2 separate regions of the Homo sapiens genome follow, and region 2 is linked to region 1. A link is an interaction called in ENCODE POLR2A ChIA-PET data of the cell type or tissue named here. Cell type or tissue: B cell. All regions are shown on one strand. Each heading gives the region's core, and the rest is flanking DNA. Links, peaks and the distances in the headings are about the cores only. Region 1 overlaps CRTC3 (CREB regulated transcription coactivator 3). Region 2 overlaps IQGAP1 (IQ motif containing GTPase activating protein 1).

Evidence for each region. ChIA-PET counts read pairs that join two places held together with the same protein. Peaks named below come from ENCODE experiments on the same cell type or tissue, not always from the same donor. Only the 100,000 strongest peaks of a DNase experiment are listed, where the experiment ranks them.
Region 2: POLR2A ChIA-PET joins it to region 1 with 6 read pairs; 1 of 35 experiments calls an interaction of 5 or more read pairs at or near these places.

Annotation. Positions count from the first base shown.
Region 1 is chr15:90,615,027-90,631,348 of GRCh38, reverse strand. CRTC3 (CREB regulated transcription coactivator 3) reads right to left here. Exons shown (of 15, transcript NM_022769.5): 8 at 13,381-13,466; 9 at 11,559-11,608; 10 at 5,356-5,573; 11 at 1,817-2,115. It overlaps CRTC3-AS1 (CRTC3 antisense RNA 1), which reads left to right. Exons shown (of 4, transcript NR_120372.1): 4 at 11,196-11,340. Among named protein-coding and RNA genes, the nearest start is that of LINC01585, 37 kb to the left of the region's middle. RefSeq lists an enhancer at 10,494-10,543. In B cell, for the core only: no CTCF peak of the experiment used is centred there; a DNase peak (open chromatin) is centred at 10,828; H3K4me3 peaks cover 327 bases; H3K27ac peaks cover 1,639 bases.
Region 2 is chr15:90,430,879-90,447,200 of GRCh38, reverse strand. It overlaps IQGAP1 (IQ motif containing GTPase activating protein 1), which reads right to left. Exons shown (of 38, transcript NM_003870.4): 5 at 13,406-13,482; 6 at 7,802-7,869; 7 at 6,586-6,699; 8 at 5,517-5,695; 9 at 3,723-3,807. Among named protein-coding and RNA genes, the nearest start is that of IQGAP1, 51 kb to the right of the region's middle. RefSeq lists a silencer at 9,937-10,137. In B cell, for the core only: no CTCF peak of the experiment used is centred there; no DNase peak of the experiment used is centred there.

The sequences.
Region 1 (16,322 bases), core at 9,574-12,073:
GAGGATCACTTGGGCCCAGGAATTCAAGGCAAGGGAGCCGCGATCGTGCCATTGTGCTCCAGCTTGGGCGACAGAGTGAGACTTAAAAATTATGAAATGTCCTCTCACCCTCGCCCAAAAGAGATCACTCATACGATCAACACGCCACGGCTAGTAATTGGTAAAGAGTGACCAATAACAAGATCCTCTAACTCTCCGTTGTGTTCTGTCAACTCTTCCTTCTAAATCATTAATTTATGGCGAGGTGGTGAGTAGTTAATGATGCTGTAATAGGCCGGGCGCGGTGGCTCACGCCTGTAATCCCAGCACTTTGGGAGGCCGAGGCGGGTGGATCATGAGGTCAGGAGATCGAGACCATCCTGGCTAACAAGGTGAAACCCCGTCTCTACTAAAAATACAAAAAATTAGCCGGGCACGGTGGCGGGCGCCTGTAGTCCCAGCTACTCGGGAGGCTGAGGCAGGAGAATGGCGTGAACCCGGGAAGCGGAGCTTGCAGTGAGCCGAGATTGCGCCACTGCAGTCCGCAGTCCGACCTGGGCGACAGAGCGAGACTCCGTCTCAAAAAAAAAAAAAAAAAAAAAAAAAAAAAAAATGATGCTGTAATAGACAGAGGATGTGACAAAAGGTTGAAAACACATTCCTCGATGATTATGGTATAAGGAGAACCACCTCTGAGTTTAGAATTTATAGGATGTTTCAACCCCTGTGTTTCTATAATGGGCTTTTCTTTTCTTTTGAGACAGGGTCTCACTCTGTTGCCAGGCTACAGTGCAGTGAGGCTATCTTGGCTCACTGCAGCCTCGACCTCCTGGGCTCAAGTGAGCCTCCCACCTCCGCTCTGGAGTAGCTGGGACTACAGGCGTGTGCCACCACACCCAGCTAATTTTTCCATTTTTTGTATGGGTGGGTGACTTTTAAATGTGCCTCTTTCTCAACAGACTTCTTTTCATCCTTATAAGAGATATAATCCTCAACATACTTAGCATTTCATGAACAATAAAAGTATTGTTTCTCAAATCTGTAGACAATTAGGGAAGAGGTCTAATTCATTATCAAAGCTTCAGGAAGGTATTAAATGTTTTCTTTGGCTTTCCCCTATGGCTTAATGTACTTAGAGAGTCAATGACTGATTTTCCATGCCAACTTTGAAATCCTAACCTGGTTTCCCTCAGTTGCCTTAGACTTACCTGGATGGCATTCTCTATATCCTACCGTTCCTCTCAACCCCAAGTTTGTGAGTTAGTGACTACAGATTGTTCAACATTTGCTTAAAGAGTAATCAACACAGCAAATCTGCTATTATTATAATAAAAAATCATTAATTAGGCTGGGTGCAGTGGCTCATGCCTGTAATCCCAGCACTTTGGGAGGCCACGCTGGGAGGATGGCTTGAGTCCAGGCATTTGAGACCAGCTTGGGCAACATATCGAGAACTTGTCTCTACAAAAAAATCAAAAAATTAGTCAGGTATGGTGGTGCATGCCTGTGGTCCCAGCTACTCCGAAGACTAAGGTGAGAAGATCGCTTGAGCCCGGGAGGTGAGGCTGCAGTGAGCCGCGATTGTGCCACTGCACTCCAGCCTGGGCAACAGAGTGAGACCCTTTCTCAAAAAAAGAAAAGAAAATCATGAATTCATTCTGCATTATTGACACTTCTGCTCTGATTTCACATATAAGAGCGAACAGACTGCACTTGAGACCTCATGGGTGCTTGGTGTAATAATGAGTGTAACCCAAAATAGTAAAGAGGAGGAATGCACTTCCTATATCTTGCAGTCTGTTTCACTGTAGTGGTTGGTCTGTCTGTGTGTGTTTACCTGGGAGGTAGGATATGGGGCCAGTGGGCTGGTTGAAGACAGCTGTCTGCTGAAACCTTGATGTGCTTCAGGGCCAGGAGAAAGCGTGAGAGGGCTGACGGGAGGCTGCCGACGCCGAGACGGGCCGCTCAGGTTTGTGGTGGAAAGAGATGGGTTGCTAAGGGAAAACAGACGGAGCGAAGGGTGAAGAGCAGATGCGTTGGGAACAGATGTCTGTGGGTGGTTATTTAAGGAAGAGGAAAGCACAGTCTTATTGAGCGTGGCTTGGATGGAGGGGTTACTCCGAGAACTCTGGAGACCTGGAAGACAACAAATTCACAAGTTACTTATAATTTCAGACCAAATCTTTTGTATTCCAAAAATGAAAGAAAACTGTCTACTGTCACATGCGATGATGATTCTGTAGGTAAAGGAGCTCCTGGACAGCTCTCCTACAGGGACTGCATCCGATGCACCAATGGCAAGGAAAAGATGCCCCTGCACTAACAGAGATGGGGCCACAAAGATGACAACGATGTTTTCCCATGAGGAGGGAGATCACGTCAACAACCCCTAGGTGAGCAAAACTAGGTAAACCGGGGTAACAGAGGCAAATATTCCAGGTGCTCGGCCCAGACCCAGGGAAAGGACCCTAGGGCTGTACAACAAATTCTGTTTAGAGCCCCGGAAGGTCTCTGTCCCAAGCACACTGCCTGCATCCCCTGCTACCTTTGGAGAACATCCTTCCACGGCGAGTCATGGCCCTTGGGGAGCTGTCTTGGTGGTCTTTAATTACCCTTAGCACACTAGGGAGTCACAGGAAGGGACACTTCCCTGTATCTCCCACCCCAGGGTCCCTCTTTGATTTTCTGGTTCCCAGGAAATTGTTCATCACAGTCTATACCAACTCAGGGAAAAGGAAGTTTTTGCTGGTGCTTTATTTGGGGGACAGGGGTGAATTTGATCATGAGCAAGGAAATTTGGGAGAGAGATCTTTGCAGCATAGGCTGCTAGGGCATGAGCTCCCAGAAACTGGGGATCCTGTCCTATGCCCTGCTGGATCCTCAGCACCTGGCACAGGGCCTGGCATGGAGCAGGTTCGCCCAGTGAATCAATTATTCGGCTGCTGCTGCTGTGTGTATCTCAACTGGCAATACCTACGTTTTAACCTTCAGCCCATCTTTCTTGTACCAGCAGGTGGGGTAAGCAGAACTATGTGTTGTTTCGTGTTGACAAAAAATTTAAGTGTTTGATAAAAGTTACGAAAAGGAAGAAATGACAAAAATCCAGCAGCTGGCAAAATTATTATTATCACTATTATTATTATTATTTTTTTTGAGACAGAGTCTCGCTCTGTCACCCAGGCTGGAGTGCAGTGACATGATCTCAGCTCACTGCAAGCTCCGTCTCCCGGGTTCACGCCATTCTCCTGCCTCAGCCTCCCAAGTAGCTGGGACTACAGGCATGTGCCGCCACGCCTGGTTAATTTTTTGTAATTTTAGTAGAGATGGGGTTTCACCGTGTTAGCCAGGATGGTCTCGATCTCCTGACCTCGTGATCCACTCGCCTCGGCCTCCCAAAGTGCCGGGATTACAGGAGTGAGCCACCGCACCCAGCCTAAAATTCTTAAAAATAATTTTGCCGGCTGGGCGTGGCTCACGCCTGTAATCCCGGCACTTTGGGAGGCCGAGGCGGGTGGATCATGAGGTCAGGAGATCAAGACCATCCTGGCTAACAAGGTGAAACCCCGTCTCTACTAAAAAAATTAGCCGGGCGTGGTGGCAGGTGCCTGTAGTCCCAGCTACTGGGGAGGCTGAGGCAGGAGAATGGCGTGAACCTAGGAGGCAGAGCTTGCAGTGAGCCGAGATGGCGCCACTGCACTCCAGCCTGGGCGACACAGCAAGAGTCTGTCTCAAAAAGAAAAAAAAAAAAGAAAATACAGAAACTGACATTGGTTCTGACATGTTCTGGATAAAATAGTGCTTTTTTGAGAAGACAACCAGTGACTAAACATAAGATCTTCAGCTTGAAGCAAAGTGTCAAAGGCTGTACTGGAAAATGCCAGCTTCCCTGAGACCCAAAGGAGCTATGTGCTGATGCTGCTTTACTTCTGGGACCCTAGATATCTTCATACATTGAGGATTCACCCAAAAGGTGAATTGCCCAGACTCTGAATCTGGGCATAAAGGTTTCGAGAGTTTCTCCTGTGAAGCAAATATCAAATTTCTCCTATGAAGCAAATGTATAAATATCAAAACTGAGACTCAGTCGATGAAAAACCTGCTACTATTAAGGATACTAAAATGACCCAAAAAACAAAAATAAAGGTGTTCTCTGAAATCAATTCTTCAAACCTAAGATTGTGTTGCACCAGGCAGCATCACTGCAATCATTAGAAAAACTTCCAGGTGACCCCCCCTGAAGGGGACCACTCTCATTTGGGTGGTGAGTTCTGATTTGCATGGATGAGTCTCAGAGTGAAAGGCAGCAAACACTGCTTTCACCTGGAGACCATCACTGAGCATCCCTTCCAAATGAAATGCTCCACAACACAATTCTGGGTAGGACTGTTACGGCCAGGGGCTGTACTGCACCACTGGGAGTAAGAGGATTATCACCTGCCCTAGACATTGACAAGGGTATGTCAGTGGTGGCTCACGCCTGTAATCCCAGCACTTTGGGAGGCCAAGGCGGGTGGATCACTTGAGGTCAGGAGTTCGAGACCAGCCTGGCCAACATGGTGAAACCCTGTCTCTACTAAAAATACAAAAACGATTAGCTCGGCATCGTGGCACATGCCTGTAATCCCAGCTACCCTGGAGGCTGAGGCAGAAGAATTGCTTGAACCTGGGAAGCAGAGGTTGCAGCGAGCTGAGATCGTGCCACTGCACTCTAGCCTAGGTGACAGAGTAAGACCCCATCTCAAAAAAAAAAAAAAAAAAGTGTCAGGCTTCAAACAAATGTAGTCATAATTTCAATATGGGGTCTGAGCTGTGGACAATCAAACCCAGAGAGTAACACCCAAGTCCCATTATGGGTAGCATCTTTATATAGCTAATGCTACATCTTTAACTGGAACTGTGGGGGATTTCTACTTCACACACAGATATTAAGTATAAATATTTTCATCATATCCACTGTAAATTTTCTAAAATGCAGAATATTGCCTTTAGAAATCTAATGGAAAATGAAAGGAATCCAGAGAGATGGCCTAAATTATAAATTATCATATGTTGATGACAGCCACTAATACTGTTCAGCCAACACGGAGTGGATGCTTATTTCTTGGCTCCCATATCTTATTCCCCAAGTCCCTGGATAGAGCAGCGAGTGAGGATGATAAGGAATGAGGTTCAGCAGAGCTGCCCCAAATTCATCAACCCAGGAGAAACAGAAACATCCAAGAAAAATGTCCGCAGGGTCAGGAGATACAAGAAGGTACATTATCATCTCTAACTGGGATGCAGTCATTCTCATTCAATGATTCACTGAACAGGCCACATGGGTGGGGACCACCTATGATTAAGCCACCAGGTCACTGCTAAGCAGGAGATACTCACCAGAGGAGCTTCTTATACCCAGGTGGGTCATAGCAGCTGGGATGTTGTTCACACTATTCCCCACACTCATACTGCCAAAGTGGTGGTCGGTGGTGTCCAGGGAGGCTGGCAGGGGTGTCGAGTAGTGGAGGTTGGTTAGATCTGGCAATGACCCTCCAGTGTTCAAGGTCCCCAAGAAGGGTGAGAGGCCTAGGTTTTGACCATTATGTGGAAAAGCACTGAAAAAAGAAAGATTAAGAATGACTTTCTACAATGTATTTGGCTGTTGGGAAACCAAACATGGCTGAAACCTTTTCCTTGTCAAATAAGAGCAGTGGCTACAAAAGACCGAGGTCCTGGTGCGGCCTCTCTGATTCTGAGAACACTGGTGCTCGGCTTAACCTCTCCGAAACACATATCCTCACCCACTACCTGTGCCCACATTACAGGAATACTAGATTAGGGTCTAGAATAATCAAGACCAGATTAGATTATGGATGCAAAAGTATTCTGAAAATTATAAACCACTCTATAAAATGTGAGGCACTGCTATTTATGTAGTTCTTTTTGCTAGATTTTTAAGTTATCTTTGCTACCAGAAAAAGTATCTCTGAGTAACTAGCTACCTTCCAATATACCTTCCAAGATATATTTTTAAAATTACAGTCTTCATAAACTTTAAAGTGACAAAGAGATGTTGCCATTCATTCATCACAATCTATGGGCTAGGCACTGTGTGCCAGGCAGCGGGCCGCATGTTGGCGGCACCATGATGAACAAGCAGGGCGAGTGTGTCCGCCGGGGTCAGGCCTACTCCTGAAATGTACAGGCCTGGAGCAAGAGTATAAAAGAAGGCCCGCATACCATCTGTTTCCATTTTTAAAAGTTATAAATCAAATGAACAAACCCTTACATGAACTTTGTTCTATGTGTCTATCCTGACATATTATACCTTCATAATAGCCTGTGAAGCCAGATTTACATGTAGAATTCTCAGACTTCTTGGAGTTCTGTGCCAGAATGCACAGGGAGACAGCCTGGCCCTCAGTCCACGTCCCCTTCTCTTCCCCCTAGTTCTGTTCTGTACTGCAGTACGCACATAGCTATCCCAGCCTATGCAGCCAAACTCTGTCCACACCCTGCTGACTCTCTAGCCACCCCCCAGGCCTAGTGCGTATACACTGGTGGTACGTTCCCTTTGGGAATGAAGCCCTCTCAAGGGCGGGGCCCCAGGGAGGGGCCTGCTAGCCAGGTCTGAGAGGACCTTGTTTTGGAATTCACAGATGGGCAGGAGAGACAGCCTGGGAAAGCAAGTAACTGCAACGTGGCAGGAAGCGCGCTATGCTGGGTTTGAGAAGGGGTGTGTGTAACCAGTGCATATAAGTGACACCGGGAGCAAAAAAGCAGGAGTTGTCCATGTCAGGATGGGCTGTGGAGGGGACGGGTTTGCCATGGATGTGACACAGTGTGTGCGTGGAATTAAGAGTAGCTGGGCATGGCTGAGGTGTCAGGTGTCAGGGCAGAGGGTGAGGAGGGAGGGTGGCACATGGGGAGGGAGAGGCAGGCGGGAGAGAATGTGCTGTTCTCAGGAGTCTGGATCAGGGACTGTGGAAAGAGGGAGGCCAGGTTAAGCTGGAGAATGGCGTTTCAGAAATGTCACTGTGGTTCCAGTGTGGAGGATGGCCTCAGCAGGCAGAAGGAGAGGCAGGGAGAACCAATTAGAAGGACCACCTGCAGTGGTCCAGGGGTGATATAGGAAAAGAGCAGTGAGGGTGACGCGGAGGAGAATGCGGGAGAAGGTGCCACCAGCCAGGAGCAGAGGGAAGTCACGAATCCTGAGGACACTTCATTCCCTCCTGCACACATCAGCAGAGCACCTCCCAGGGGCCAGCCACTGGCATCAGGGCTTCAAGAGACTGAGCCATAAGGAGCATAACCGGCAACATAATACAATTCAGTAGTGCAGTGATAGAGCCTGGAGGGAGGCCATGTGGAGGGAAGCCCAGCTGACCTGGGGAGGCTTCCTTGGAGGACATCTGAGCTTAGTTTAAAGGCTAAAGAACTCAGGTGATCTAGTCAGGAAAAAGATTTCAGGCAAAGCTCACAGCATGCGCAAAAGCAGGGAGGTGTGAGACCACATGGTGTGCCCTCAGAACTGTGAGGATTCAGACCACGGGAGGTTGAGTTTAGGAGGGCTGGTTAGTGGTGGGAGATGGAAGTGGAAAAGCAGGTAGAGAGCACCCGAGGCTGGGACTGATGAGAGGCTGACACGACGCCAGTGGAAGGCTGGACGCGGGGTGGGCAGTGTGGTGGGGGAGAGGTATCAGCTTTTCTTAGGACAGCGTGGCTAACAGACTTGGGGAAGGGGTCTTGGGGTGCACGGAGCAGGCCTGGAGGTGGAGAGGCCGCTATGACTCTGCTGAACGCTCCAGCAGGAGGCCACGAGCGCAGGGAGGGAGAGGCAGGCTAGACTCTAGAGACAGGGAAGTAGGACTCAAGAACAACTCTGGGGCCTTTAGCCTGGGGACTGGTGGAGCCCCTCACTGAGACAGGGGACACTGAAGATGTGAGCAGATTGGGAATGAGGGCAGGGGTATGGATGAGATCACGAATTCTATTTTGGCTTTGAGTTTCTGCTCACTAGGAAGACATGCAGCAGGGATATTTCTCTCTCAGTTACGTACAGGAGGCAACCGACATTCTCAAGGTTCCACTGAACAGCAGAGGTGGCAGCCAGGGCATGGTGGGCTGATGATGGGTAAGCAGGAAGGAACACCTGAGAGTAAATATGCTTTCAGAAAGCATGGCGGAGAATTCTGGAGATGAGGGACAGTTAACTAGCAGAGAAAGGCCTCCACAAATCCAGCGGGAGGAGGGCCAGGGAGTGGTAAAGTGGCCGGCCTGACTAGGAGGGACCTCGGTGTCCCTAGGACCAGAGAAGGGTGGTGACGGGGGAATCAGTGGCAGAAGAGAGCTGAGCACTCACTCCTGCCAGCCTCGCCTCACTTTTCTTGGTAAAAGTAGGACTGGGCGAACTGTGGAGTTTTGGAAAGAAATGAGGCAGCAGGAGAGGTGTCCAACCGGAGGGTGAGGAAGAAGGCTCATTTTGGTTGTAGAAAAACTGAATATAAATTTTGTCTTTTTATTTTATTTTGTGTTTTTTTGAGACAGAGTCTTGCTCTGTCGCCCAGGCTGGAGTGCAGTGGTGCGATCTTGGCTCACTGCAACCTCTGCCTCCCGGGTTCAAACAATTCTCCTGCCTCAGCCTCCCGAGTAGCTGGGATTACAGGCATGTACTACCATACCCAGCAAATTTTTGTATTTTTAGTAGAGACAGGGTTTCGCCATGTTGGCCAGGCTGGTCTTGAACTCCTGACCTCAAGTGATCGGCCTGCCTCAGCCTCCCAAAGTGCTGCGATTACAGGCATGAGCCACTGCGCCCAGCCTGAATTTTGTCTTAGATGGCTGGAAGTATGGAACTGTTTATAGGGTTAAAGATCAAGGACTAGAAAAATAAAATTGAGACCTCAGAGCCCTCAACGTGACAGCAGATGGGCTTTCTGACTGAGAAGAAAGATCCATGGGTGATCAGGTGGGAGTGAAGGCAGAGAGAGCAGGGGCGCGGCAGGGAGAAGCGTCCAACAGCACAGAGCAAGGATGGAAAAAATGTGACCACTGTGAAACAGGTCATTAGTAACGTTCACACAATTCCTCTGCAGCTGGGAGAAATACAGGTGGTTCCTTTCCAAATATAGTTACTACCTAACGGAGTCACCACTGATCTAAGGAAAGTAATGCGCCCCCCGGTTCAAGACCCTCTAACGACTCCCATCTTCTCTGCGTCAGATCCAAGCAATACAAGCCTCCTTGAACTCCAGGCCCACTCCTGCCTTGGGGTCTTTGCACTTGCTGTTCCTGCTGCCTGGAGCCCTCTCTGCGTCGCTTCACACTATCAGAAAGGTTTCCTCAACGCCCGCTGGTGGCTGCCTGTCCACCTGCCACAGTTGCGTCTCCTTCAGTGCATTTACCCACACATGACTTTTGCTGTGCTTTGCTTATTTGTTTCTGCCCATCTTGCTCTACTAGATTATTAGCTCCTCGAAAGCAGGAACTTGATCTGTTTTGTTCATTGTTTAACCCAGTGCCAAGAATTAGGGGGTCAATAAATATCTGCATGACTAGAAGTCACTGAATGGAATTCTATCTGTAAAGTAAGAGCAAGAAAGCAACTTTCTCTACCTAAGAAACACCTGCTTTAAAACTCTCCAGGTTGGCCAGGCATGGTGGCTCACACCTGTAATCCCAGTGCTTTGGGAGGATCACTTGAGACTAGGAGTTCAAGACCAACCTGGCCAACATAGCAAGGCCCTATCTATCTTTAAAAACAAAACAGGCTGGGCATGGTGGCTCATGCCTGTAATCCTAGCACTTTGGGAGGCCAAAGTGGGTGGATCACCTGAGGTCAGGAGTTCAAGACCAGCCTGGCCAATATGGTGAAACCCTATCTTTTCTATAAATAAAAAAATTAGCCAGGTATGGTGGTGCACGTCTGTAATTCCAGCTACTTGGGAGGCTGAGGTAGGAGAATCGCTTGAACCTGGGAGGCAGAGGTTGCTGTGAGCCAAGAGCATGCCACTGCACTCCAGCCTGAGCGACAGAGCGATACTCCATCTCAAATAAATAAATAAATACAAACAAACTAACTAAACAACAACAACAAAAACCTCTTGAGGGCTAAAGTACTGCAGCCCAATTCTATAATGTTAGGCTTTCAGAGCCTGAAGGTTATCTGATGGTTAAGCCAAAATTGATTCTTGAGGAAAATGTTTGTTTTTGTTTTTGTTTTTGTTTCCAAATTTCCATTTTACCAGGAAGCCCCTGAACCAGACTAGGTTGAGGGAGACTCCCTTGAGGAAAAGCTTGCCCCTTCCATGGGAATGTCCTGCACCTCTCGGCGGCCTGTCTTTTGTTGGGCATGCGTCCTGGCAGGCTTGCCCACTTTCTGAAGCAAACATCAACCCGTGGCGCAGCTCAGCAAATCACCTGAGTTTACGTTTAACCTGCCAGAAAGAATGTCTGAGCTCCAGGTACTCAGTAGAGAGTGCCTTGACTGCGCTGCTGTGAGATACTCACAGGAAGCTCTGTTGGGGGAAATCACATTCAATGACTGCTTGAAGTGGATTTAGTTCACCCACTGACCCACTGGTGATTGTATGTACTAAGTCAGATCATGCAAGAATCCCATTTCCAAACCACATTATTTTGGCCCTGCAGCCTTGCTGTTTCTGAATTGGCTTCAGTTCCAAGTGGTGGGACTGCTCTCACGGACACTATGATAAACAGCCCCAGGAAGCCTCCTTGGGGCTCTCTCAGGACACAGCCCATCGAGTTCCAAGGGGTCCTCTCTGTGAACCTCCCCAGCAGCTGTCTGTACCGTCCCACGCAGCACACCAGCCGGCCCTCCCAAGGCAGTTTCTGTTAAGGCAAGGGCCTCATTATCTCTCTCATCTCCTCGTTCTCTCTTAGACTCAACTTCCTCATGAACTTCCTTTTTCATTTGCTTGTACTATATTTTTGTAAGTTGTCTCAAACCTTTTAGGGAGTGAAGTTGCATACTATTAAATCCACTAACAAATTAATGGTTTCATAGAAACTTTTTTGTATTGCAAATGGAAAATATATTTATCTTCCATTTATGTTTTTAAATTGTTGTAAAATAAATATACCATAAAATTTACCATTTTAACCATTTCTGTGTGTACAGTTCAGTGACATTAAGTACATTCACAGAAACTCTCTTAATTAACTTCTGTGCCATTAAGCTGCCAGGTGAACTGATGCTTCCCTTTTCCCCTGGCCAGGATGTCACCGATGCCCACAGCCTGCCACAGCTCGGGGCTGGTAGGCTCCTCTCGATTCCTGCACGTTTCTGCTTCTGACACTGCTTCTACCCGGAGAGTTGTGTATTTACCAAGAGTCAGTTGTGTGATTCTCAAACATACTTATGTAAGTTTTGTTTGTTATTATAGTCATGTAATTTAATTAGTTTAAACAGATGAAATATGAGTATCAAAAGAGAGTGGCTGTTTTTATGAAAATGCAGTTGACTTTCAATTTATGCATAGCAAGTTACGTTTCTGAGAGTTCTGTAACAAAGCAGCGAGACTTTTGGGAAAAACCTTCAGGATAGTCCCTGAAACACGAACAGAAAGAATATTACTTACTTGCCACCTCCAACATCACAGGATCGAGGGCGTCCTGACAGGGACTGAATCTGAGAAGAGACAATGAAAGCTGGGCTTACTCGCTGTAAAGCCAAATTCAAGTTTTTGAAAAGTGTCTTCGTAAGGACCTTGAGGCTCTAGTGGGCGCAAGTGAGAGCTTGCGTGTCGACAGAGTCCTCACACAGCAGCCTTTTAGGTTTTGGCATGACTTTTTTAAACTCAAACTTCCAGGCCTAAGGGAGGCATAATATTAATACATTTTCCTAATTTGATGCCTTATCAATTTACCTTCTGGATTAACATTAAAAGACCAATGTTTTACACATAGAGCTTTTTACGGAGTTTCACTCTTGTCATCCAGGCTGGAGTGGCAGTGGCACATCTCAGCTCACAGCAACCTCCGCTTCCTGGGTTCAAGCGATTCTCCTGCCTCAGCCTCCCGAGTAGCTGGGATCACAGGCATGCACCACCACACTCGGCTAATTTTTGTATTTTTAGTAGAGACGGGGTTTCACCATGTTGGCCAGGCTGGTCTCAAACTCCCGACCTCAGGTGATCCACCCGCCTCGGCCTCCCAAAGTGCTGGGATTACAGGCATGAGCCACTGGGTCTGGACGACATAGAGCTTTTAAATAAACATTTCTTTTCCAATTGGCTTGAGAGGAAATGAAATAAATAAAAGAAAAAAGCAGGGTGAAAAAAGAAATGAATGTCAGAAGAAACTAAGCTATTTCAACTAGAATATAAGCTCCAGACGGACAGGAATGAGTATTACAAATCCACAAGAACCAAGGGAGATGAACATCTCTTTCCAGAGACCAGTCCCTGGTACTCAGGGAGGAGGGCACACCACTGCCCTCTTTGGTGGAGAAGACATAGTTATCCTCTGATAAAAGCCTCCACAACCACATGTGCCTCTCACAGCCAAAAGACAGTGTGGTTGCTTCTCCTGTGTTTAAATATGTAAATTTTAAATCATATCTCTTTTTTACTTCCCAAATGATTAAACATCAAATACATCTTGCTTTTACAAAAAGCCTTTTAAGACAACTAATGCTAATGGTGACTCTGGTAGACTTGGCAGAAGAAAATGGAACTGGGCCAAAGGGATCCTAAACAGGTGGGGATAGTTAAGTACACAGGCAATACAAACAATTGCAATAGAGCATCCTTAAGGGCTGGAACAGATTAACTGTTTTCTTTCAAAGTCAACACAGCTTCCCTCTGGGAAGAAAGGCCAAGGCAAGTACCGTGGGACCTCCCCTTTCTTCCACAGTGGGTGAGGTTTAGAGAGCCGAGGTGGAGGTCAGCTAGCACAATTTTAGATACAAATTCTCAAAGGCGCATGGAAATCATAGTAAAACAGATGACTTGTCTACTGACTCTTGGAGGACTCAGGTCAAATGCCCTTGAGTTAAAAAGAGCTATCTGGTATACCAGTAATTCTGGACAGAAGCTGGAGACTGGTATAAAGTGCTGGCTAAAAAAACAGAAAAATCTGCCTATGACTTACAACCAGGTTTCAGAGCTTTTAGCAAAACAAATAAGATATGGAGGACTTAGCAGGGTTTTTTTTTTTTTTTTAAATAAGTCAATTCATATGAAAATTAGTAAGCCAAGAGATCAATGTGCTAATTCATTGACACAAGCGCGATAATTTTTACTTGAAACGTCCTTCCCTTGTATATTCTTATCTCTGTTCTCAGACAAATCTTCTCCTTTTCCCCCAGTTCCTCTTGCTTTCACCTCTGCAGGATTTTTCAATGACCTCTAAGTACAAACATTCAGTGACAACAAACATAGCTGAGTACTGTTCACCCACCTCCTTGGTCTCCCACAGTTGTTTTGGCAGTGGCTTCGGAACATTTAACAGATTCTCTTCTTTCAATGGGCCAGGGAAAGATGCTACTAAAGGGAAAAAAAAAGCAGCACAGTCATTGCATGAGAAGGCAGGAATCCAGGCCGGGCACGGTGGCTCACGCCTATAATCCTAGCACTTTATGGGGCTGAGGCAGGAGGATCGCTTGAGCCCAGGAGTTTGAGACAAGCCTGGGCAACATAGTGAGACCCCCGTCTCTACAAAAAATTTAAAAATTAGCTGGGTGTGGCGGCTCACACCTGTAGTCCCAACTACTTGGGAGGCTGAGGTGGGAGGTCTCCTTGAGCCTGAGAGGCTGAGGCTGCACTGAGTCATGACGGTGCCACTGCACTCCAGGCTGGGCAACAGAACAAGACCCTGTCCCAAAAAAACAAAGACAACAACAAAAAGAGAAAGCATCCATCCTACCTACCTTTGGCTGAACAAATTATCTTTGTAAAAACTGATTTAACAAATAAAATGTTTGACTTATTTAACACACAAAAATGACTCATTTATGGACTGTCTACTAGGGAAGCCACTTTGGGCACTACTGTGGGAGTTGCAGAAATGAGTAAGACATGGATTCAACCTTTCACGAATGTGTAATCTAGTCAGTGGATAAGGGCAACACATAAATAACGATCACTGAAGGAAAAAACGAGTGGAAGCCCGAGAGAGCCGAGGGTATGATGCTGCTGAGAGATGAAGTGCAGAAGAGGAAGAGGCCAGGAGGGCTTTGGAGCTGGGCACTGGGGGGAGCCCTTTAGAGACACAGGAGAAGGGAATTCCAAGAGAGGGGAAGGTAAGAGTGGAGCAACTCTTTTCAACTGGAGTGTAGGCTGAGTCAAGGGGATGGTAGGAAGTAAAATGTAGACAATTGAGGCCAGGGCAGGGGGGCTCTGCAGGCTTGGCAAAGGAGAGAATGGAAGAAGAGGGATGAGGAGAGAACCTGCAACAACGATGAAATGGGGAAAGTATTGAGAAGAGGAGTATTAGCTGGAAGACATGGTGGCAGTGAAGCTCCTTGGTTGTGGGATGGAAATGGGGGACAAAGAGGAACCAACAACCAAGAGGATCTGAGGCTGGGCAGCTGCCGGGACGGCTGTTGGCTCTTTAATGCTATGAAACAACCTGTATAAAGGGACCATTCCAGGGCTTTCTGCTTTAACTCTCTCAGTCGTGCCAGGTAAAACAAGAATGCTGGGTCACAGAACAAGTAAATACTTTTTATTCTCAGAAAGAGACCAGAAAACAAGGGCCAGCCCTCAGGAGTTAAGTGATCTGATGTCAGGAAGGGGATTCCAAGTTAGGGACACCAGTGACTACTCAGAACCAGGAATGCTGTTGAGTTCCAGTGGCCACAGAAGCTCCAGTGTGACTGTCATGACTATCCTGTCTTAGCCCCACACAAGATGGCCGGGTACCCAAGAATAATGGACCCCAGAAAGAAGTCACATGACACAGGGCCCAAACTTTCCTAGTAAATTTTGAGAAAAGACTTTGAAACAAAAACTCTAAAATAAGTTTATCTTGTATTTAATAAAACTGATGATATAAATGCAGTTGTGGACTTCTAGAATGAATTAAGTATGGGTAGCGGTCTAACTTATTTGACAGCACGGTAAGGGGAGGATACAATGCTCTTCAGGCAACCTGTCCAGTACCACCAGGGCAGCAGTCATTTCTGCTAAACCAGGCCATGCTTTGTCAGTGTTCCCAGGTGTCTCTCTTAATCCTGATATTTACATCACTCTCTTTTGAAGAGCGTATTTTGTCAACATCCTTGTTGATTCTCTTTTCTTCAAATGTTACCTGACTTAATCATTAATATAATGATAATCATTGAGACCAGCCTGGACAATGCGGCAAAATTCCATCTCTACTAAAAATACAAAAAAAAAAATTAGCTGGGTGTGGTGGTGGGTGCCTGTAGTCCCAGCTACTCGGGAGGCTGAGGCAGGAGAATCGCTTGAACCCAGGAGGCGGAGGTTTGCAGTGAGCCGAGGTCACACCACTGCACTCCAGCCTGGCGACAGAGCGAGACTCCGTCTCCAAAAAAAAAATAAAAATAAAAATAAATAAAAATAAATAAAAATTGCCCTGAAAGGTACTGTCAAATGCTGGGAAAAGTTTGAAGGACTGAGTAAGGTGTCATCACACACAGCTCAAGGCTACTTCTCACAAGAGGTTGGTTATAAGAACATGGTTGGGGCAGACTCCAGTGCCTTAATGGGGACTGTTTTCTTAGAGTTCATTGTTTTTAGTCCCTTTTCATATCCAAGATTTGTTGGGAATTCTTCGAAGCACTGAAGGAATGCAGTCAACCTTGAAGCCATTTATTAATTTCTGTTCTAGTGGATTAGATGTTTATTGATGTTTTACCTTTTTGTGATTTTATTCATGGCCTAAAAGGGCTTGCCCAGAAAAGGAGCTGCAGGATGATGACAGAGAGCTGTGCGTCTTGCAAGATGCTCCTCATTCATCATGTCCCCCCTAGGGTCTCACCTCTGTGACATATAAACCTAATTTAGTTGTTTATTTTTAGATTATAAAAATTAAATTCCAGATTATAAAGATTTAGAGAAAAGAAAACAGTCCCTGGTACTGAGTAAATAAATGAACTGTGTCTGACCCTCATTTGTCAATGGCTTTGAGTGTCATTTCCATAGATCTCCAACAATGTTTTAATTGGCTTTACGAAACTCAGTATCTTATGTAAGGTTTGCATTTTCATTTCATAACCAATTTGCATTTTCCTGGCATTGTTATCTGTCAACGAAGACGTTCTAAATGGGTAGACTACTGGAATAACTAATTGTTTAAGTGATCAATTAATTAATTTATTTATTTATTTATTTATTTATTTTTAGACGGAGTCTCGCTCGGTCGCCAGACTGGAGTGC
Region 2 (16,322 bases), core at 7,258-9,757, 180 kb after region 1:
CTGCAGGTATATGTGGCTGTTAGCCAACTAATCATCCATTCCTTCAATGATATTTACTGAGGATCTGCTATATGTTGCAAATATAATTGTGAAAAAAACAAATATCCTGTCCTCAAGGAGCTTTCATAGTAGCTAGGGACAGAAAATAAAATCAATGTAGATAACAAACTAGACTTTCTCTAGGTATATAGCATAGAGTCTTAGATTATCTATCTACAAAAGCATCTAGTAAATTTTGCTTTTTCTAGAAGTGTACACATACTACTTAAATATGTAAATATTAAATGAATATCTATAAACATTTATATTGCAAACATAATAAAGTGTGGAACATTACTTAAATACTTTCTCTCACTGAACTTTAGTTATATAACTCTAATTTTCCTTAGTCTACTTAACAAAAAATAAAATAAAAACTTTTTCTAATTTTTAACTGCTTGGCCTGCAGCTTTCTCCTGGGGCAGCATCAATGGCCTCATTGCTGTTTCGAATGCTCTAGGCAAAGAATCTTATCTATAATTACATTAATTCCTGGAACCCGAAGTCCCTATATCCTCCTGGCATCTAACTTTCCTTTGCCTCAAGACTTTCTCTACAATTAGGAAAAGACTGTCCTTTTATAGGGAATTCTGCCTTATCCTCACCCTCTTATCTATCCTAAGGATCCCTGTGAAGATCCATGTACACTGAAAACCTGCTCAAACTTCTAAGCAGAAGTCATCATTCCCTTCTTTATTCTATGACTGCACCACATGTGCTCTTGGCATCTTGCTCTAATCAAGCTGCCCTAAAAGTACTCATTTGTATGTCTATCTTCCCCACTATACTGAAAGGTATTTGAGGGAATTTTTATTATTTTGCTCCTCTGACTACATAATAATAATATGAATAGGACATTTTAAGAACATATTATTATTTCCTTACATGTGCTCACAACTGATTCTTATACAATTAGCAAGGTAAAACTATAAAGGTTATAAAATACCAAACAGTAAGGTAGAGAAAAATCCCTCAGTAAAACAAAAAATATTTTATGTACTCTATGCAACAGGAAACATCGTGGACTTTCTTCTCACAGAGAACCAACCATAAGGACACTCCAGTTTATATTTGCTGACTTAAGGATTAATACAGATTCAGCACAAGATACCATCCACACTTGAATGGATTATTCTGCTAGGAAGGTCATTATCCTAAATGAACCAGAAGGTAGCAGAATACAAAGAATGCTGGTCATCCACTCAGGAGGCTGAGGCAGAAGAAATCTCTTGAACCCAGGAGGCAGAGGTTGCAGTGAGCCGAGATCGTGCCACTGCACTCCAGCCTGGGCTCTGTCTCCAAAAAAAAAAAAAACCCAAAAAAAAAGAATGCTGGTCAGGACTTAAAACTCCAATCCTATGCAATTGGTAAAATCTTCTAAATCCTCTCTAGTTATTAGTATTAGTTCAAATGAGAAATTTGGCCCTCCAAATGAACAATGAGAACAATTACTATTATTATTGTTATGAGTATCTTGAGCAAAACAAGATTAAGCCTGACCTAGTTGGTTGAAATCAAACCTTTTAGTTTTTTTGGTGAGTCTAAACCTATGCTAGGAATTAGGAGGACTTCAAAAGAAGCAGAATACGTAATCTCTACTTTAAGGAGTTTACAAAGATGTCAGAAATAAAGATCAAGCAATACAAGACAATATATAATTAAGTGCAAATTTATAGGGATGAGCCTGTGTACGACACAGGAGATTTGAAAGTCAACCATATTGAACTGTGACAGGCACTGAAGTGAAAATTGAACTGGATCTTGAATGATGGGTACAATTTGGATTAGGAAGAGATGAGGCATGAAGGCATTACAGTAGGGAGATTACATGACATAGCGATAATATTAATGTTCATTGAGTACTTACTAAATAGCAGGCAATTTACATACACTATCTCGTATTATATGTCTAACAACGCTACTGCAGGTGCCCAATGTTACACAGCTTTTAACAGAGGAACAAGAGATCAAATACCAGGTCAGTACCACTTCAGAGCCAGATTCTTTTTTAAAAAAAAAAAATTAATTAATTAATTTTTTGAGGCAGGGTCTCACTCTGTTGCCCAGGCTACAGTGCAGTGGTGCGAACACAGCTCACTGTAGCCTCAACCTCCTGGGCTCAAGCAATCCTCCTGCTTCAGCCCCCAAGTAGCTGGGACTACAGGCGCATGTCACCACGTCCAGCTAGTTTTTGTATTTTTTGTAGAGACAGGGTTTCGCCACATTGCCCAGGCTGGTCTCAAACCTAAGCTCAGGCAATCCACCTGCCCTGGCCTTCCAAAATGCTGGAATTGCCTGGCCCAGATTCCTTTTAAGTCATAAAATGTACAGAATGAGTATGGGAGGTAATTAGGCAAATGAGCTTCTACAAAGAGCTGTATGCATGAAATATTGCATAAAGAACTGCACTAGGCTAGGGATCTGCATTTTGTCTGGCAAGTATGAAGTAGTCATGGTGAGTTCTTTAGCAGAGTAGTGACAAAATGATAATTTCAATAAATTAATTTCCCAAAAGTAACACATATATAAAAGTCAATATTAAAAGTATAATCTCATTTTTGTTTAAATATGTTTTGGAGGCTGGGCAAGGTGGCTCATGCCTGTAATCCCAGCAATTTGGGAGGCCAAGGTGGCAGGATCACTTGAGATCAGGAGTTTGACACCAACCTGGGCAACAGAGCGAGACCCTGTCTCTTCAAAAAAATTTTAAAAATCAGCTGGGTGTGGCAGCGCATGACTGTAGTCCTAGCTACTAGAGAATTTGAAACAGAAGGATGGTTTGAGCCCAAGAGTTTGAGGCTGCAGTAAACCATAATCGCAACTGCAGCCTAAACAACAAAGTGTAACTCTGTCTCTTAAAGAAAAAAAAAAATATATATATACACACACACACACACACACACACACACACACACACAGTTTTGAAGGACATACAAAAAAATGCCAGTAATGATTATTCCTAAGTGATGATTATTTCTAAGTGAAGGAGTCTAATTTTTGTGGTTTATTTTTTATTTCTAGACAGCTTGCATTATTCTTTAAAGGAAAAACAAAAATATAATGTTACTTTAAAAAAATAGAAAAATATTTTTTTTTTTTTGAGACAGAGTCTCACTGTTGCCCAGTCTGGAGTACAGTGGCACCATCTCAGCTCACTGCAACCTATGCCTCCCAGGTTCAAGCAATTCTCCTGCCTCAGCCTCCCAAGTAGCTGGGACTACAAGAGCACGCCACCATGCCCGGCTAATTTTTGTATTTTTAGTAGAGATGGGGTTTTACCATATTGGCTAGGCTGGTCTCGAACTTCTGACCTCAGGTGATCCACCCGCCTTAGCCTCCCAAAGTCCTGGGATTACAGATATGTAAGTGCTGGGATTAATCAGCCACTGTGCCTGGCCAGGAAAATAATATTTAAAAGCATGTAATAGGGTGAAAGAGTGAAACTGTAGCCAAACAGACTACTATGATGCTACTGTCAGTGTAGGAACAAGCGGCTGACTGAAGATAAATAATTAAAACGGAGGCATAGAAACACAAAAGATTGTTAACAAGCAATTATTGCTAAACAAATCCACGAATGTCTAAAGTAAGTAAATCAAACTATGTTGTAAGTCCCAGAATAGATCAACATTCACATTATATTATAATATCCCTTTAGGTGCCTGATTCAGGAACATACTTACTATTGACTTTGTTTATATTGCCTTGAATTTCAGCTTGCGTGAGCAGCTCCTCATAAACATCTCTTTCTCTCTCTGAGTTTTCTGTCTGAGGATGAGTAAAAAGCGTAATTAAGTTAGCTTAAGGTGTCTAAGAAGACCACATAAATACACGTGTGCTCCTCCTGCACCATAACACTACCAAGAATATGGGTGTAGCTTAAGACCCTTTATAAAGAACAAAGCAGGCACAGTAACTCATGCCTGTAATCCCAGTGCTTTGGAAGGCCAAGGTGGGAAGATGGCTTGAAGCCAAGAGTTTGAGATCAGCCTGGGCAACATAGCGAGACCCCATCTCTACAAAAAACTTTTTTTTATTAGCCCAATGTGGTGGCACATGCCTGTAGTCCCAGCTACTCAGGAGGCTGTGACAGTAAGATTGCTTTCCCCAGAAGTTCAAGGCTGCAGTGAGTTATGACCGTGCCACTGCACTCCAGCCTAGGTGACTGAGCGAGATTCTGTCTTTTTTTTGAGACAGAGTCTCACTCTGTCACCCAGGCTGCAGTGCAATGGCACCATCTTGGCTCATTAAAAACTCTGCCTCCTGGGTTCACGTGATTCTCTTGCTTCAGCCTCCTGAGTAGCTGGGACTACAGGCGTGCACCATCATGCCCAGTTAATTTTTTTGGTATTTTTAGTAGAGATAGGGTTTCACCATATTGGCCAGGCTGGTCTCAAACTCCTAACCTCAAGTGATCTGCCCGCCTTGGCCTCCCAAAGTGCTGGGATTAGGGGCAGCACATCCTTGCCTCAGATCTGAGCAGAATGGGCACATACAGATCCACAATCCTGGAGTCTCACTGGTGACATAGGCAGAGGCAGGGCAGCAGCTACTTGCCTGCAGGCCAGTTTGGCACCTAACTGGGAAACTGAAATCCCTGCTCTATGATAAGAGATACAAAGAATGTTCTGAGAGCAGGATTGTCTTCGTTTTGTCATCAACCACTAATTTTAACAAGGGGTGGATAAATTTGTGTGAAGTTTTTTTTTTCCCCCCCGAGACGGAGTCTCGCCCTGTCTCCTGGCTGGTGCAGTCTTGGCTCACTGCAGCCTCCACCTCCCAGGTTCAATAGATTCTGCTGCCTCAGCCTCCCAAGTACCTGGGATTACAGGAGCCCAACACAACGCTGGGCTAATTTTTGACTTTTAGTATAGATGGGATTTCGCCATGTTGGCCAGGCTGGTCTCAAACTCCTGACCTCGGGAAATGAGATCCTCAGATTCAGTTTTTTCAAGTCAGAATCATTTAACTAACTTCCACATACCCATAACAACTGTACACAAACATTTTACCCCAGAGAATCTGGGAAAGAGGAAAGACTATGTTAATATTTAGAGATAATCTTTCCAAAGGGCACTATTAATTTTAATGGCTACGCTCTAGAATTTTATTTATATAAAATTCAAGAAGCAGAGGTCAAAATGGAGCCTCACACCAAAAGATTAGATACTGCATCATTCCATTTGTATAAAATTCTTAAAAAGGTCAATGGCAGCAATAGAAAATAGACTGGTAGTTGCCTGGGCTCAGGGGTGTGGGTAAGGTGGAAACTAATTGCAAAAGTGCACTAAGGAACTTTCTGGGAGTGATGGTTAAATGATCACATATACTTTTCAAAACTCAAACTGTACATTTAAAATCCGGTGAATTTTGTTGTATGTAAACTGCATCTCAATAAAACTGATGTTTAAACTGGAGCCATATCAAATGACGGAATAATATAAATTAATTAGAAAGAATAGATGTTGCATTTTTACCCTGTTTTTAGCATTTGTCATTTTGTCCTGCTTAGCCTGGTAAAGTATATCCTGGTAAGTGGATGCCAAGGGCTCTTCAAGATTTACAAGCATGGCATTCGGATTTTTCAAAGCTGCAAATGTGTCGGCTGGAATTCTACGGTCAATAGCTTCATTAATAGCAATAACAGCAGCATGTACTAAAAAAAAAAACAAAAAAACAAACCAACAAAAACACTGAGATTATATAGATTACAGGATGTATATCACAACAGAAAGCAACATTGCACCCCCCATTAGAGACAGAGGCTCCTTTTCACAGAGAAATAACAACTGGGGTTCGAAGACTGGCTCCCTGGGCCAGGCTATGAGCCTAGCCTCTTCCTTACAGTATGCAAAGCCACAGCTCCATCTGTGATCCATGTCTGGGATGGTGAATTTAGAATCTCACAGAGAAACACTCATAAGAGAGCCTTGCAAGGAACACTTGCTCTGGAGATATCTGCCTTAATTACCAAGTAAACACCATAAAACAATAAGAAACTCAATGAGCCACGGAAATGTAGGACTTCCTTTCTTTTTTTTTCTTTTTTTTTTTGAGACAGAGTTTCACTCTTGTTGCCCAGTCTGGAGTGCAATGGCATGATCTCGGCTCACTGCAACCTCTGCCTCTTGGGTTCAAGTGATTCTCCTGCCTCAGCCTCCCGAGTAGCTGGGATTACAGGTGCACACCACCATGCCCGGCTAAATTTTTGTATTTTTAGTAGAGACGGGGTTTCACCATGGCCAGGCTGGTCTTGAACTCCTGACCTCAGGTGATCCACCCGCCTTGGCCTCCCGAAGTGCTGGGATTACAGGCGTGAGCCACCACGCCCAGCCAGGACTTCCTTTCTAAATGCTTTCACTTTAATCAGAATTAATCATGTATTTCCAAATAATAACAGCATGGAAGACTATGTGTTTACAACTACATCTGTGGACTTAAACTTGCTGGCAAGATTCATAATGTCCTAGATCATCACTATAGAATTAATTATTGGAAATAGTGGCAACAATCCCAGTTGAACCCACAAAATTTCTCTCTTCTTACATGCGGCTTCATCCACTGACAGTTCATTAGCCAAGATGCCCCCAATCTTGCTAAAGGCAGGCATCTGGATGCCATACTTCTCCAACTCAGTCTTCATGTTGTTGATTTCTTCTTCTACAGGAGGGAATTAATAATCAGTCAATCAAGCTAAGCACCCTTCCATAACCAAGAGAAGGAAACATATTCCTCAACTATGCAATGGGATAAAATGGCATTTACCTTTTAGGGTTTTATAAGGATATAAAGATACAATGTATGGAAAGCACTTAACACAGTAACTAGTATATAAAATGTAGTCAAACGTTATTATTATCAAGGGCATCAAAAATAACTATAAAGTGAGAAGGTCCTACAGGAAATAGTTTTTCAAAATTGCTACTTATGGCATTTCCTACAATGAACTTATAAATGGAACAGCTTTAACGTGAGCTCAACAATAAGTGAATCACAAACTAAGTCAGTTATCTCAGTCTTTACAATCATTAGCTGCTATTCAACAATTTCATTTCTAAGGCAGAAAGCCAAATGATAAAGAAAACATGTAAGGTCTGGTCCTTTCCCCAGGTCTGGTGAATAACTTCCCTGGAAGGAAAAAATATCATGGACAAAAACTTTCTTACCAATTTTTAAACTTTCAAGCCTACAAAATAATCACCACTTTGAAAGACTTGAATCTATCTTACCCTTAAACAGTATTACCACTGCCCTTTTTCTCCCCAACCCCTCATCTCTTCAAGCATCTGGCTATAGCAAATACACATAGAAACACCCACCCAAATAAGCTTAAATTTTAAAATTACTAAATTGGCATCTTTGTGTCATCTCACTCCCCACTCTCCCTCTTGCTTTGCCCACAACAGATGCTTGCTGGAATGGAAAGGGAAAGATAGTTATAAAGCTTTTTTCAACATACCCGAACATTTAGTGTTATGTGTTAACATTATTATGTTTTATATATGTTAATGTTATCCCCAATTTACATATAAGAAAACTGAGACTCACTAATCATGTTCACATTATTAAGTGAGAGAACAGAGCTTGAAATTTCAAGTTTAGTGTTCTTTACCCCACATTAGAGAAGCAAGTTATTCGTATTTTTTTCACCTCCACTGCCAGTGTATTTTTAAAGCCCTAGGTCTTCAAAATTGGTACTGCTGGCTCTCCAGGCTATTTCCACATAATTCAAGCATTTCCTGCCAAGTATCTAACTCCTTACCTGTGAAGTCAACCTTTCCATATAGGTCTTGAATCTGAGGGGCCAGGCCTAGCTTGAACAGGTACAAACTAGAAGATACAATATGCAAAAGGTTAGGCCTCCCAGCTGTGCCTAGCTGCCACCCTTAAAAGGCGAAAATCAGCATGAAGTATAAAATAGAAGTATTCTGAACACTGAGACTCCCAGTACCTACGACAGTCTCCTTTGTAGTTACAATACGCTATTTACCTCAGTTTTTTTTTTTTAGTTTACATGACAACATTGTCCTAAAAAGTCACATAACACAATGCAAAGAGCACTGGACTGGGAGAAATCAGTAGGCACAAATTAAAGTCCCGGTTCTGGCACAAACTCAATGCATAATTAGATGTTAATGGCCAGGCACAGTGGCTCATGCCTGTAATCCCAGCACTTTGGGAGGCTGAGGTGGGCGGATCACCTGACATCAGGAGCTTGAGACCAGCCTGGCCAACATGACAAAACCCTGTCTCTACTAAAAATACAAAAATTAGCCAGGCGTGGTGGCATGTGCCTGTAATCCCAGCTATTCAGGAGGCTGAGGCAGGAGAATTGCTTGAACCTGGGAGGCAAAGGCTGCAGTGAGCCGAGATCACACCACTGTACTCCAGCCTGGGCAACAGTGTGAGATTCCGTTTCAAAAAAAAAAAAGATGTTAACATTAATGTTAATATAATGTGAAGTGTCTCTTCATTTGTTTGCCTTCCTGTAATCAATAAGTTTTAAATAATAAGACATTTTAGAAAAGCTTCATAAAAATGATTCAGATGGCAAATCTTACTTAAACTGAATTCATATTACTGATGGAAAAGTTTAATCCAGGTAATTTAACAGTTTTAGATAAAGAATATTTCATATATTTTTACTTTTTAATTATCAGGTTGGTGAAAATTATTTTTACTTTTTAAACTTAAAAAAAAATCAACTAGACTCTAAGCTTCATGAAAGCAGGGACAATACAGGGCTCATTCACTAATGTTTACCCAGAGCCTAGCATATATTAATAAACATTAATCAATATTTGACAGATGGATGGACGGATAAATTAATGTCCATAAGCCTGTGTTATTAAGTGGATTCTAAAGCCCTAACTGATCAGAATCAATAAATTAGAAGAGATCAGAAGGGTACTTTACAGATACTGACAAAAGCAAGATATTGACAGTTTAAAGTAAGCAGGGAAATAAGAAATATATAAGAAATAAATCATAGAAACTTAAAGTGGTATACAGTTTTTGTAAATAATCTATAAACCTCAATATCATCTAAATACAAACACGCATCATGTACACTGCAATCACAGAACTGATCAAAATTTAAATTGTATATAATAAACCCAAATGTATAATAGAAAAACAAAAATCAAGTATTCTCAAAACACACTAGAATTTATACATCCACAGAAGCTAAACATTTTCTCAGAGAAGTGCAAGTATAAGTCATGTGTATATGATTAAATGCTTTTCTTTCAGGTAAAAGACTCAAGATGGATATATAAAGCGCCTGTCTCAGAAGATTTTAAATGTATTCAAAAAATTCTCCAGACTGGGTGTAGTGGCTCACACCTGTAATTCCAGTACTTTGAGAAAGAGAGGCAGGAGGATAGCTTGAGGTCAGGAATTCAAAACAGCTTGAGCAACATAGCAAGACTTGTCTCTACAAAAAAAATTTCTTAATTAGCCAGGTATGGTGGTGCATGCCTGTAGTCCTAGCCATTTGGGAGGCTAAGGCAGGAGGATAGCTTGTGCCTGGGAGGTTGTTACAATGAGTCAAGATCACACCTCTGCGTTCCAGCCTAGGCAAAAGAGTAAGACCCTGCCTCTTTAAAAAAGAAATTCCAAAGCAAAATAACTAATAACTTTCTATATATTTTTATACATTTTTATATATTTTTTATATATTTTTCTCACTAATACATCACATCTGCATTCTTAATTAAGAGAATATTTTTCTCCAAGAATTTCTTTCTCATTTATTCCTACTTGGAAATAGCGAACAAGAAATTTTAAGAAAGTTCAAGAATGTTGCTGATATGGTTTGGGTCTGTGTCCCTGTCCAAATCTCATGTCAAATTGTAATCCCCAGGTGGGGGCCTGGTGAGAGGTGATTGGATCAATGGGGGCAGGTTTCCCCCTTGGTGCTGTTCTCCTAACAGTGAGTGAGTTATCGCTAGATTTGGTTTTTTAAAAGTATGTAAGCACCTCCCCACCTCTCTCTTCCTCTTGTTCCTGCCACGTGAGACGTGACTGCTTCCTCTTTGTCTTCTACCATGATTGTAAGTTTCCTGAGGAGGTCTCCCCAGCCATGCTTCTTGTACAGGCTGTGGAACCTTAAGCCAGTTAAACCTCTTTTCTTTATGAATTACCCAGTCTCAGGTATTTCTTTATAGCAGTACAAGAACGGACTAATACAGTTGCTTTCACAGTACCAGGAACACTGACTTAGCTTTTAATGTCTTTCAGTGGTAAATTAAAGGTGCTACAACCGTATCACTGGCTAATATAAAAAGTAGACATGGGCACCATCTTTCTTTTAACTCTCTTTAATTATTACGAGTATTTTATGGAGACACTGGAGCTATGAAAGGATTCAAAACGGCCAGTTAAGTCCTCTTACCCACAATCAAAAGTACTTAGCTTCACACTGAAACTTATAAACCCTAATGGTGAACAGCACTTTCCAATCTTTGCTCCTGCTCTCCCATGCCTACTTCTACAAATATACTGTTAGGCACTATAATGCGTCAGCCTGTAACTGCACTTAGATTTATTTTTCTTATTTCCTACTTAAGCTGTACTTTGTAGCAATGGGCAGAAGGAAGCTATGTTAATCTATCTGGATTCTAATTATCTTTTCTGTGAATGGTGAGTAACCTAGAAGTCACTATGCCAATCTCAAAGATTATTAATAAAGACCCTGAAACACAGCAGGTGATTAGGAAACAGAATCTACTACAGGTCCACAGTCCCTTATCCAAATTCTTGGAGCCAGATATGTCTGAATATTGAATTTCTCAGATATTAGAAAGTGTATTTCTATTTACAGTGTATATGGTATCATAAAGTATCCCCAGCAAGCCCTGGGGCAGCATCCTCAATCCAATCCATTACTTTCTGCAGAGAAACACACAAACATAATCATACTAAGGAGACAAATGAGCTTACACCAAACTTAGTATACAAGTATTTTGAGAATGGAAAACTGGGGTCTTATCTGAGAGTGGAATGTTATCTACAAAAGTAATTTAGTATGATTAAAGTACAGTGACTATCTCTGGAATAATGCCAATCAAGACTTTAGAGGAAAAAAAAAAAAAAAGGCAAGCAGGGAGGAGACAGAGAGGTAGTATTTTTCTGTCACTGTTGATCCAAAGGGAGATGGAGCCTTATCCAATATAGCAAGGTGAGGAACCTGCTTTGAACATGGCTGTGTTTTGTGGTAAAAGAAGGCACTTTCAGCAATTATAAATACTTCCTACATATTATCAAATGTTGCCAATCCACCCTTCAGGAAAAACACCATAAAAAAGAAACCATAAATCACGAAACACACTGCTCTATATATACTTTCTAAGCACAGACTACATATTCAAGAGAAATGGAAAACAATAGCAGACTTCCTCTCTTTCTCATTCTGACTCTACCACTAGGAAGGCATAGTTAATTCTTTAGGCTCTACTACAGAGAATTTGAGGGCCTGGAACCCAGGTTACACTGCAGAGTAGTGGCTACACAACTAGCAGAGAGGAATTCTGCTTCCACGTTCAGATATCCATTGCAGGTAAGGCCTTCACAAGATTATCAACATGGACAAATCTCATGCAACACTAAGCCAAACAAAATACTCAGAATTAATCTGATCTGGACTCAGACACACATATTTGGTAATGTTTTGTTTTGTTTTTTAGAGACAGAGTCTCGCTCTGTCATCCAGGCTGAAGTGCAGTAGCACAATCATAGCTCACTGCAGTCTCAAACTCCTCGGCTTAAGTGATCCTCCCACCTCAGCCTCCAGAGTAGCTAGGACTACAGGTGAATGCCACCATGCCTAGCTAATTTTTTATTTCTTGTAGAAATGGGGTCTCGCTACGTTGCCCAGGATGGTCTCTAACTCCTGGCTTCAAGCAATCCTCCCACCTTGGTCTCCCAAAGCACTGGGATTACAGGTGAGAGCCACTGTACCTACCCAGCCTCAGACACATATTTGAAATTGCTACATTCTCAACACGAGATCCACAAGTTCTCAGCTATATTCATTCTTTCATATGTTTCACACTGATTCCAATGATACCACAGATCTAGTACATGTTTGCTCAAGAAACTGGAGACAATAGTCTTCTTATAGATCAGTATTATATACCTACTCCAATGTAATTAACACTTAGCAAGCACACATAGAGGATGCCATATAAGAAGTGCAGCCCAAGCAAATATCTCACTCATGTCCCACTTGCTCTGCCATCTTCTTCTTTAGTCCTGTGGCCATCAAGTAAATCTGCTAAAATACTACACTACTGTACCACAGGTTGAGTATACCAAATCTGAAAATCCAAAATCCAAAATGCTCCAAAATCTAAAAATTTTTAAGCACCAACATGACCCTCAATGCTATAATTGGAGCATTCTGCATTTCAGATTTGGCATGCTCAACTGGTAAGTATAATGCAAATACTTCAAAATCCAAAACACTTCTGGTCCCAAGCATTTCAGAGAAGGGATATTCAACCTGTATAAGCATCTACTAATATGCCATCCCACCATCCTTCCAGACTTGCATCTTTTCCTTCCTATTTAATTTAGTGTTCTGGGGACCTGAAAATTAAGTCACATTCCAAATTTACCATGACATTATGGGAAAAAAATATATTTTGTATCATTTCTTACTATCATGTTTGTGTTGGTACAAAAATTATTATTATTATTATGATTATTATTATTTTTTTTTAGATGGAGTTTCGTTCTTGTTGCCCAGGCTGGAGTGCAATGGTGCAATCTTGGCTCACTGCAACCTCTGCCTTCCGGGTTCAAGCAATTCTCCTGCCTCAGCCTCCCGAGTAGCTGGGATTACAGGCACCCGCCACCATGCCCAGCTAATTTTTTGTATTTTTAGTAGAGACAGGGTTTCACTATGTTGGCCAGGCTGGTCTTGAACTCCTGACCTCAGGTGATCCACCCGCCTTGGCCTCCCAAAATGCTGGGATTACAGGCGTGAGCCACCGCATCCGGCTTATAAAAATTATTGAATGAATGAACAAATGGCTTAACAATGGCAAGGACCTACCTAACTAAACAAGAGACTGCACCCCAAGTGAATGCATAGTTCACAGAAATACTAGATCAATTATGAAAGATACCATGTTTTTAGAAGAAAATTACCTGCTATTAAATAAATAAATCCCTTCTCCAAACTCCCTAGAAAAACACAGCTGTTTCTCACCATTTTGTTCGGATAATAGTATTTTATCCTATTTGGAACTTTTGAAACTAATCAAAAAACTTTTTCATTCTTACCTCAAGGATAAAAAACTACACACTCAATTCAGATGTTATTCATAATTTCCTTATTTTGCCAAGAAAATTTGACTACCTGAGTGCATGGATACAGTAGATACATCTTGGCATGTTCTTTCGATCATAGATATCTGTAGTTTCTGGGTAAAAAATCTAGGGAGAAATAAAAGAAACAGAGTAAGATATCCATTCACTGTGTTCATCTGACATTCACCAATCATCAATAATCCAAATCAAACTATGGACAGTTAGAAAACATCGGTGGCATTCTTAGAAAACATCGGTGGCATTCAGCAAATAACTTCATTAGGGTGAACAGACATTTCATCATAAGAATTGCAAGGAATAAAGTGCTATAATACAGAATAAAAAGTACTACTTGGAAAATCTCTATTTGGACAACCCACTGAATTTCATTAGGTGTGAGAAGGTGATTTACTTATTTCAGACCCAGACACAGGCATATGAAGACCAAGTTCTAGTCCAGTTTAAATCACTGGACTGATCTGAGTATGAGGCTTTCAGAACTACAATGCTCCTAGTTACTATCTACCATGCCTAGATGGAGAAACAACTCAACAATGAACATTTACTAAGTGCTTTAGTTTGTGCAACCTGCTACATTTAGACATTGAAAAAAACTATAAAATATTAAAATGTGTTTAATGCTTAGGAGAAATGGGAAGCTACACAGATGAAGTAGCTAGAATAGAGCATGTATGAGGGAATTTGGAAGACAAGTACTTTTCCACGGTAGCACTTACCAAAATCGATCATTTGTGTTTATCTGTTTGGCTACTCCAACAGACTATAAGCCACACGAAGGCAGGGCTAGATCTATGTTATTTATTAACTGCCATATCTTTGATATCAAGCCCAGAGCCAGGGTCATGGAAGCTCTACATTCGATGAGTTAGTGAATGAGGTAGGATAGGAACAGAGTAGATTTAGACTGGGAATAGCCTTGAACTTCAAGGCCTATTCTCACAGTCATGTGGCACCATACAATTCAATCTGTAATTTAGGGAAATAAGGGGTGACAGTGGTTCGGAGAAGCAAAAGACTGAATAATGAGGTGAGAAGAATTTGGATAAGCAATAAAGGCCTATATTAAGACTGTGAAATCATAAACTAAAGAAATGAGTGAATCATGATAGAGAGCAAAAGGCCTTCCAAATAAGAGAAATAGCCAGAATAAATAAAGCAAAAATAATCATGATGTGTTTGTGAGACAGTAAGGCAATATACCCTATTGTTTTTTAAAATCTACAGAATACGTTCTAGAAAATAACAGAAAAATAAGGTTGGATAGGTAGGATAAAATCAGATTATTATAAGCAACTTGAAAGTCAGACAAGTCTGAACTTGATAAGCAGGACATAAAGAAGTAGCCTAGCTTTGGAGCTAAGGATAAAAATAGAGCCCTGGGGAGATCTGACTGGAGACAGGACACAGCATATGTTGAATAATGGGAGATGGGAGCTGGGGAGGTATGCTGGGAGGCTGTTGTAACAGTAGATGGATAAAAGAGATATTTCAAATAAATGGAGAAGGCTTAGGGAATGACCAGATTTAGAAGTTCAAGGTATCTCCAAGGTTTTGAGACTGGATGACTGGGAAAATGATGACATGGTACCATTTATTATAGAGGAAGGGAAGTTCAGTTGGGGAAAAGGTAGATTTAGTTTTAGATATGAAAAATTCTAGGTGACAGAAAGCTATCCAAGGAGAAATGTCCAGCAGCCAACTGAAGATACCGTGTTTATCTTATGTCAGCAAGTCTTGAGAATAAATGAAACCATGAAAATGGGAAAATGTATCTAACAAGGATTGCATCTTAAAGTATGTCCATCACTAGGACATGGAAGGTAGAATAATTAAAGAAAACAGGACTAGTTGAGCAGATTAAAAACAATTTTAAAAATCAAACTAAGAAATATCTCAGGGAAAAGGCAGCCAACAGTACCAATTATAATAAAGAGTCAAAAAGGATAAGAACCAAAAAATGACTGCATGAATTTTCTATAATAGGCCAGCATGTACCATATAAAGAGATTAGAAAAGACATCCCAATAAACACCATATACGTATTGTCAATTACGTATTATACATTATATTAAGAACAACAATACATTTTTAGGTTATCATTAGTTCTTATTACTCAGAAGTCTTCTGGGCCTAAACGTAGGGTGGACAATTCAAGGCTTACAGCCATGATTATCAAGTTGTTCCTGAAAGCCTTTAATACATTCTGTGTTTGTTGCAATTGTAGTCCAGGACAATATACTACTGTTAGTAAACCAAAAAAGGTAACAAAATTACATCATTAAAAAAGCATCTCGTAGTAACAACACTACTAGCAATTGCAAATATTAACAAAGCTCTTAGTAACATTCAAATGAGGTTATTGTCATTGCCCACTGGCAATATACTATATAAAAAACAGAAACAGGAAGTTACAGGTGCACAGTGTAATATTTTACACTATATAGCACAGTATTTTATACTATATTAAAAAACAGGGAAAGGAAATTACAGGTGCACAGACAGGCCACGTAGCTGTAAGAACTTGACGTACTGCATTTCCTAACAATTGTGGGGCCTAATTCTCAAACATACCAGTGGCAAGGAAGAGAACTTCAGAACTTTCTCTGAAAAAAAGAGGAGAAAAGCTAGTCTTCTGCAAAGACTCAGTTCTGATTTAACACAATTCCACAGGTATGTATGCAACAATGCATATCTGTTGTATATTGTATACATATCAATATACTATATACGTAATATATAATTACATGTTGTAATATATTGTGTATATATAATATATAATATATTGTATATATGATTATATATTACAATATGTAATTATATATTGTATATTATATAATATTGTAAAATTATATTACAATATATTCTATATTGTAATATATTGTATAAGTCATATATTTATCTATATAATATACATATTTGTATACAATATTTATATATTGCACAAA